Regions from separate parts of the Homo sapiens genome. Here all the other regions are linked to region 1. The links are chromatin loops, found by intact Hi-C in ENCODE. Cell type or tissue: A673. All regions are shown on one strand.

Evidence for each region. Peaks named below come from ENCODE experiments on the same cell type or tissue, not always from the same donor. Only the 100,000 strongest peaks of a DNase experiment are listed, where the experiment ranks them.
Region 2: it touches region 1 in a loop (5-fold over the local background); 2 of 110 quality-filtered maps call a loop at or near these places.
Region 3: it touches region 1 in a loop (6-fold over the local background); 13 of 110 quality-filtered maps call a loop at or near these places.

Annotation. Positions count from the first base shown.
Region 1 is chr14:57,187,886-57,190,385 of GRCh38, forward strand. No RefSeq gene overlaps it. Among named protein-coding and RNA genes, the nearest start is that of EXOC5, 80 kb to the right of the region's middle. In A673, a CTCF peak has its summit at 1,394; a DNase peak (open chromatin) is centred at 1,386; H3K27ac peaks cover 709 bases.
Region 2 is chr14:56,809,510-56,812,009 of GRCh38, forward strand. OTX2 (orthodenticle homeobox 2) reads right to left here and starts at 970. Exons shown (of 5, transcript NM_021728.4): 1 at 867-970; 2 at 650-713. It also overlaps a transcript of OTX2-AS1 not described here. RefSeq lists an enhancer at 2,350-2,500. In A673, no CTCF peak of the experiment used is centred here; DNase peaks (open chromatin) are centred at 1,012, 1,512, 2,302, 2,462 and 1 weaker place; H3K4me3 peaks cover 2,353 bases; H3K27ac peaks cover 2,500 bases.
Region 3 is chr14:56,554,938-56,557,437 of GRCh38, forward strand. No RefSeq gene overlaps it. Among named protein-coding and RNA genes, the nearest start is that of TMEM260, 24 kb to the right of the region's middle. In A673, a CTCF peak has its summit at 1,184; a DNase peak (open chromatin) is centred at 1,204; H3K27ac peaks cover 1,524 bases.

The DNA of each region.
Region 1 (2,500 bases):
ATCAGTTGGATTCATTAGCTTTTAAATATCAAATGCATGATTCTACAGCAAAACGGGCTTTTGAAATGTTAACAGAAAGAGGTATTATCAACATGCACTTATTAGGTTAGAATATATTCTAAACACAAAGGATCCCATCACTGGGGTTTTCATAGAAAGCTCTGCTGACGCAGCTTACAAAATACAGACCAAACCTGTAGCAGGTTGTGTCACTCACCCGACTCCAGAGGAACCCACTTTGAATGCTTCTACACACTCCTAGCAGCCAGAATGTCTCCTGGGAAGTACATTTTAGCCCTTATATCTAAATCCTTGCAACAAAATATAAGAAAAAAAAATAGAAGACGATGCCCAATAGTGACTGTTGGGAATGAAGGTCATGTTTATTTTCTTTTCATACTTTTCTGTACTTTCCAAATTTTCTGTAATGAATGTATTTAACTTCTTAAACATTCTCCAAAAACTACATAATTTAAAACATCATGAGAATACAGGAAAGACACTTGGGCTTCACATGTAGTCTATTTCGCTTTGTCGAATGGAACTGTGACAAAGACATTGACCGCAGTGCTTAAGTGCCTCAAAAAAAATTACTCCTGTTTCTGCTGTAAAATTTGTTAACTTTCACTCCTGTATATTTTCCTTTCTTAATGACATCTTGTTTTGGAGTTTATGATTTAACTAATTTTATTTTAATGTGTGATTTTAAATCAAATTATTGTCACAGCTGATAAAACAATTGTAATATAATGGCTTAACATTGATCTATTCCTTAGAAAAGCTTTGCAAGAAACCTAATAGGAGCAAGAGACTTGGAGGTAATTCATTAAAATTTCTCCAAAGAACTTATACCGAAGCACATGAAGTCAATAATGACAACATTTTAATCATTTATAAATACCAATAGCTAATATCATAATTTGATAATCAAATCAGGATTAATATAATCTTACAGACTGCTTCTTAAGAAATTAAATTATACAGAAAAAAGTCATCTCCTGGTCATACTCTTACACAGCAATAAATATTTTAATTGTAAATGTGCCTTTTAGAACCTTTAAATTTCAAAAAGATGAGGAGGAGGACAGATCCTGTGTACTTACTAATCTGTAAATAGAGTACCAGGCCAAGAATCAATTCTGAAATGCGGCATCAATTGCACAGGCTTCCACTTAGTTTTAGTTGAATAAAAGCCCTACTAGATACGCAAATAACATCAAACTTGCAGGATTAAAGAGAGGCCCCTCATACTCTAAATCATGATTGTCAATCATCACCCAGGATTAAGGGATATATTTTTAAAACCTAAAAGCAAGCGCCTCCTTTTAACTTCTGCCTACTGCGCATTTTGGATTATCGCCCAGAAATAGTATTACTTGAAACAAGACTGCCTCCCTCCTACCATCTATGAGAAGTGCATTGTTACCATCTGCTGTTGTCTATTTGGAATAAAACTCAGCAAGGCATGCAGCTTAATGTTCAGAGCCCTTCAGCAGACTATGCTTGTGTTTAGAACGCAGCTTCACATTTAAATGGAGCCGATTTTCGATTTAGTCAGTGTTTTCTCAAATTGCTATCCTCCCCACCAGAAAGAAGCAAATTAGTCTAAGAACTAAGACGACCACAACATATTTACATTGTAAAGTGGAAACTTCCTTTAAACCCTTCAGTGACCAGTGAAGCTTTATTTGTAAACTCTCCAGGTTTATTCAGGTGAATAATTTCCCCATTTTGTATTTTCTCATTAGCATTACCCTCTCCAGGCATCCATATTACTTTCACTATTAGAAAATATTATTTTAAAAAGCATGTGTTCTTAGGAAATAAGACTCAAAAGATGTAATCATCAAAGGGCCTTGGAACAGTTGGTGCCCTTGTAGGCCAGTAGTTAAGTGCAAATAATATCTCTAAAGTATCCACAACAAACTGATAACAGGTTTCTTCATCTAGAGGTAGGAGGAGACAGAAAGTTTGGAGGGGGAAAGACATTTTACTTGCCTCTTATTTTCTTGTGCTTTTTATTGACATGTAAATGTATTAATATTTTTAAATGTATTAAACATTTTTTAGTTATAACCAATAAGAATATTTAAAATTGTGAAAAAGAAAGAAAATATATACTGGTTCTTTAAATTTAAAAAAATCACATTCCAGGACTAATCTTATCAAGAAATAACTTTTTAATAAGATTATTAAAACAAAGTATTAATTTCTGAAAAGTTCAGCATTCTATTAAAGTACTAACAAAACACTGAATTACAACCCAACAGGTTGCTTCATTGAATTCATTCATCTGCTCCTGGCAAAGACATTCCAAATTTGAACTTAATTAATATTCCTTCTCCTGGTTTCCATAGTTTCTTTTTAAACATGAGTACCAGCAGAAACTGGCGGTAACTTTACCCATATTCTCAATAATAACCCCCTCTGGCTGTCAATATGTAGGAAAAGGAAAATTTTTTCCATACCCAGAAGAGCCGCCATTTTCATGCCTTTTGTT
Region 2 (2,500 bases), 380 kb before region 1:
AGTGAGCGCCGGGGCGGACGAGAAGCCAGCGCTCCCAGCCTCCTCGGTTATCCGCTCCGGTTTCCGCTCACGTTCAACAGGGGCCGACAGGGGCTCGAGCGGCGGCCCCCGGCCCAGGCCGACCCGCAAGCGAACCGAGCTTCCGGCGCGCGGGCCCAAGGAGGCGCCTGGCTTTTTATTATTGTTGTTTCAATCCATCCATCTAGTTACATCTGCATCTTTTTGTCTCGGACTCTAAAAAGGTCCCTGGGATCCATCCAAACGACCCCAACCAAATCTGGGGGCCAAAACGCAAAGATCGCGGGAGAAGCCCAGAACGGCGTTGACATAAAAACAAAACCACAAACAAAACCTTCCAAAACACCCCAGATTACATTCGCAGCGTTTCGACGACGTTTTGCAGAAGCGACGACCCCCAGGAGCACGCTCTCTGCCTCTCTCCCACTACCGCTCTCATCTCTAGATCACATTTTTCTTTTTGCAACGATCGTTATTACACCTCAAAATTTGTAAGAGAAAAAATACATCCGCCTACAGAACTCCACGTTCGCAGAGGGGCATCGGTCGGTCTATTGGAGGTACTGGGGTGATGGCCGACAGACACGGGGACACGTAGATATGGATATAGACAAGACAGACGGACACTTACCTTACAGCCTCATGGGAGGTTAGAAAAAGTCAAATATCCTTTAAATTCCAAATAGCCAGCTATCCTAAAAGAAATCAAGAGTATTGAGTTAGAAACCTTGCAGTCTTCACCCTTCCATGAAAAGTCAAACACAACCAAAAAAAATTTTTTTTAAAGAACGAAAATGAGGAAGGCGGCTAGAGTTCTAAACACGCGTGGGCCCCTCTGCAATACATACAAAGTAGATGTGGCGAGTGAGGGCTGCTCTAGCAATTTTTATTTTTAATCACAGTGGAGGCTGTGTTGGAGCTGAGGCCGGTCCCGCTCTCAGGGAGATTTGCTGAGAAAGCGCCTCTCTGGCAACTTTTTGACGCAAACTCTCCAACCAATGGCAGGGAGAGAATGATTGACACATCTAAGCCAGAGGGAAAATAATAAAAACACACAACAGGGGGAGGAAAACAGGCCGCTGCTGCACGGGGGGACGAGCAGGCAACAAATCCAGGCCTCCGACATTACCAGAATGTTCTTTAAAGACACTGGGCTTTGCTTAAAATATACATTATGGGCCGGAGCATGTGAACTAATTGTATAATTAAAATGATGGACAGGGAGTTCTTCTCTTACCCTCTTTTCCCCTGCTTCCTTTACTCCGAAATTTCCTTTCCTCTCTTTTTTTTTTTTTTTTTTTTGTTGTTGTTGTTTTTAGGGAAGGGAAGAAAGGAAACCCATGCAATGTAAGATGGAAGATAAAAATATTTAAGTAAATGCTGGAGAATGGCGGGTTAGGGAGTGACTGGGTTATCACATTCAACCCCAGCAATAAGTGTGTGGATGACAGGCAGAAAGCAAGTCAGACTGAAACTCAAAAACACCACTATGCCGTCTCAGACAGGGCCAGAGCACGCTGACGGCCAGAAAGGGTAAAGGAGGGAGGCCTGGGAGTGCGATGTGGGCATGTAGGGAAAACAGAGAGAGAAAGATACACAAGTCCAAGAACAAACTATTTTCTAAAACTCAGTGTCTTCTCTATTCCCTACGCCCTTATAAATATCCTTACACATATAAATAAATGATCCCCGAGTGAGAGACCCCGGCTTCTGGTAGGTTCCTGGGGTTTTTTGGAATTGAGAAGCCCACGACAGACTGCAGGGAACACGAACCCCGGAATCTAATCTCAGGGCCCATTTAGGAGAAGTAGCTGGGACCACATCGGGCCTCGAGGATGCGAGTGTGAGGTCGACAAGATATCGTGGAAGAGAGCGAACGAGGGAGGCCCCCGTTGGAAACAGTTTCTGTGTTAGAACAAACGCCACCAAACGACCGACACTGCGAGGCCTGGAGCTACCTGGGCTGGCGCCGCCCGAGCCCCGGGCTGCGAGCCCAGAGGCTGGGAAGTGATGGGACCTGGGGGCCCGAGCCGGAGAGTGCGACCCCCAGCCCAACTTTTTTGCCTGGCATAGAAAGCAGGGACCGGACAGGTTTCAAACGGATCCGAGTCCCTAGAAAAGCAAAAACAGACTGGGCGGAGTGTGGGGTGGGGGGTGGCTAGTGGAACTGGTGAGTGTGTGTGAATAAGCTGGGTGGGGGTGGGAGCAGAAGACAGCTCTTGCTTCACAACACCCAGTGCAGGAAAAGAAAAATAAAATCTCTTCCTAAATACCCCACCCCCCGCCACCCACCCACCACCAACTACCATCACCACCACGGCCAGTGGGCCCAAAGAAACAGCTCGCTGCCTTTAATTTGGGGACCTATGTTAATGAAGTTGGTAATTAATTCGTCGCTTTGTTGTCGGTTCTTATACTGTATGTGTACTCAAATGTGGCCGTCCTTGGGATTTACAGCAATTAACGAATTACGGGAGTGCGC
Region 3 (2,500 bases), 630 kb before region 1:
CATTTGGAAGAATTAATTATGATCCCAAGTCATGGGTTAGAAATATAATTAAACTGATTAGTGTCATAGGATAAAAATAAAAAGCGAGGTTGTGACAGCTTCCCGTGTCCCCCTTTCCCCTCCCCCAGAAAGGCTCTTAAAGGAACTTTTAAAACATAAGCCTTTGTTCCCTCGATCTACGGTGCCCAGGTCAGGCGGACCCTGCGGCGTGGCTGAAATATTTCAAACAGTCACTCACAAATGTGTCATTTGACCTGCTGTTCTTCCAAAGAGGTATGAAAAATATGTTTCTTGCTGAGATAACTTGAAATCAAATAAACATAATCTCTTTAATTCTTTCTAAATAGTTCCATATTTTAAATCTAAACACAATAGAACACAAAGCTTCTGGTTTTAAAAAAAGTTTTTTTATTTTTTATGTGTGTGGTGATGTTGGATTTTTCTTCCTTTTAGTTCATGTTAGTTTGAATGTAAGAGTATAATTTACATTTAAAACCGTGGGAATATATTTCCCTCAGTTTGGAGACACACACAGCATATGGCAATGAGTTTACTTGGTTAAATGTATAAGTTTGCTTTTATGAGTGCTATCTTTAACAAGGACAGATGTTCTTACTTATATTAACCATCACTTGACAGACCAGAGGAGTCTTCACCATGGCTTGCAACAAATTGAACAATATTTTCTTATGTAAAATTGGTTCTGGTCCATTGTTTTGATTTATTCGAAATAATGGCACTCACTCAAGTTTGTAATAACACTGTCACGGCTGAAGGGAGTTTGCTTTAGGTATTATATCTATTATCTGCTCCCTCTCCTTTCTTTAAACAGAATCTCTAAGGGGAAAGTCTAAATGTGGCTCAGATTTAAGAAGAAGAAGAAGAAAAAAAAAAACCCAAAAGCTTCGCTAAAACCTCACGGTGTAGGATGTTATTTTAGATTGTTTTAAGATTTTTAATAATTCTTGTTTGTTTGCCTTTGGCTTTGAGCATTGGATAAAACAGAACTTGCCTTATTCTTAGGGGAGAATTACATGGCGTGGAGTTGTCACACAGTGCTCCATCCATTTTCTTTGCTGTTTTATGAGGCAATCCTACCTAACCTTTTGCCCAAACAAGAAGTATTTACCTAGTACTCCCCAGCAGTGGATACAGATAGCAGTTTGGAAGTGTTTGCTTTTCTTCACCACCACTAGAGTATGCTCTAGTGCCATAAGATCTGCATGTTTTTTTCTTTAGATTGTTGGCAAGGTGGATGATGAAATCCCTAGAAAAAACAAAACAAAAAAACACCTTTCCATCTAATTATAGAAGTGTCCCTTTAATTGTCTTAGTAAGACTGGATTATGTTCGCCAATTTGATTAAGGTAGAACTGAAGACAACTTCAACATTCACGCATGTCAATATTTTGGGTGAGTTTATATTTTGTATTTGAAGTTGTTCTACTCAGCTCCAGTGCGGTGGTGAGAAATACTATGTCCCTTCCATCCACAAGCTACATTTTCTGGCAATAACTCTTTCACTTATAAGCATCACTGTGGGCCCAGCACATGAATGTGTGGTGAGGTTACTTGGGCAGAATTAACACCTTCGAAGACAGAAAGGTGTCTGCAAGCCAGGATGGATGTGTCTCCCATTTTTGTTCATCTCCACCATCTTTAAAAAACCAAAACAAACAAACAAAAAAACCTAATCGCTATCTACGTGGCAGACCTTCATCAATAGCAATACATTCTCTAGAATTAGAAGGCTTAGCTTGAGGGTCTGCTGCCCTCGTCTCAAATCCCTGGCAGAAGCCCCTGCACTTGATCTTGGGTGCCCGGGGTAGTGGTAAGAGCACAGTGCAGGATCCCCGTGGTGGCTGGCTATGCTGGAGAACTGCTCTGTGTTCATCACTGTGATTCCAGCACATTTGAGCAGCGCCTCTTCCTTCATCCCTCTATTAGAACATCTTCATTCTTATCTTCCATCTTCCTTTCTCCCTAGGAGAGGGCAGGTCATTGAGATTCTCTCTTAGTACTGTGGCCCTTCAGTTCCTTTTATGCCTCTGGTGACCTAACGTCCTTTTGCTCCTGGACATTTAAACAGCTTCAAACCCCAGATAACTTCCTCCTCAGGTACATTAATCATAATTTCTCCAGCAAAGGCTAAATCAAGGTCCTTATAGCTGGGACTGTTTGTCTCCCTGGATGTCTAAGACTCCTGCTCAGGGTCCAGTGACTACCACCTCTGGGTCTTTCATTCTCCTTCTGACCAGAGAAGGTTGCCCAAGACTGCTTTCCCAAAACTATGTGACTGGGTCTGCCTGGACAGATGGAGGCCCAGCTAAGAGGGAAGCTTTGTGTGCCAACTTGAACAGGTTGGCTCCAGAGGGACCGCAGTCCAGAGAGCCATCTGAGATGGCCCAGACTGCCACACTTCCTTTGCCTCTAGATGGGTTAAAGGGACCCCTGTAGATGTCAAGTACCACCTGCGTGGTACTTGATGATCCTCTATTCC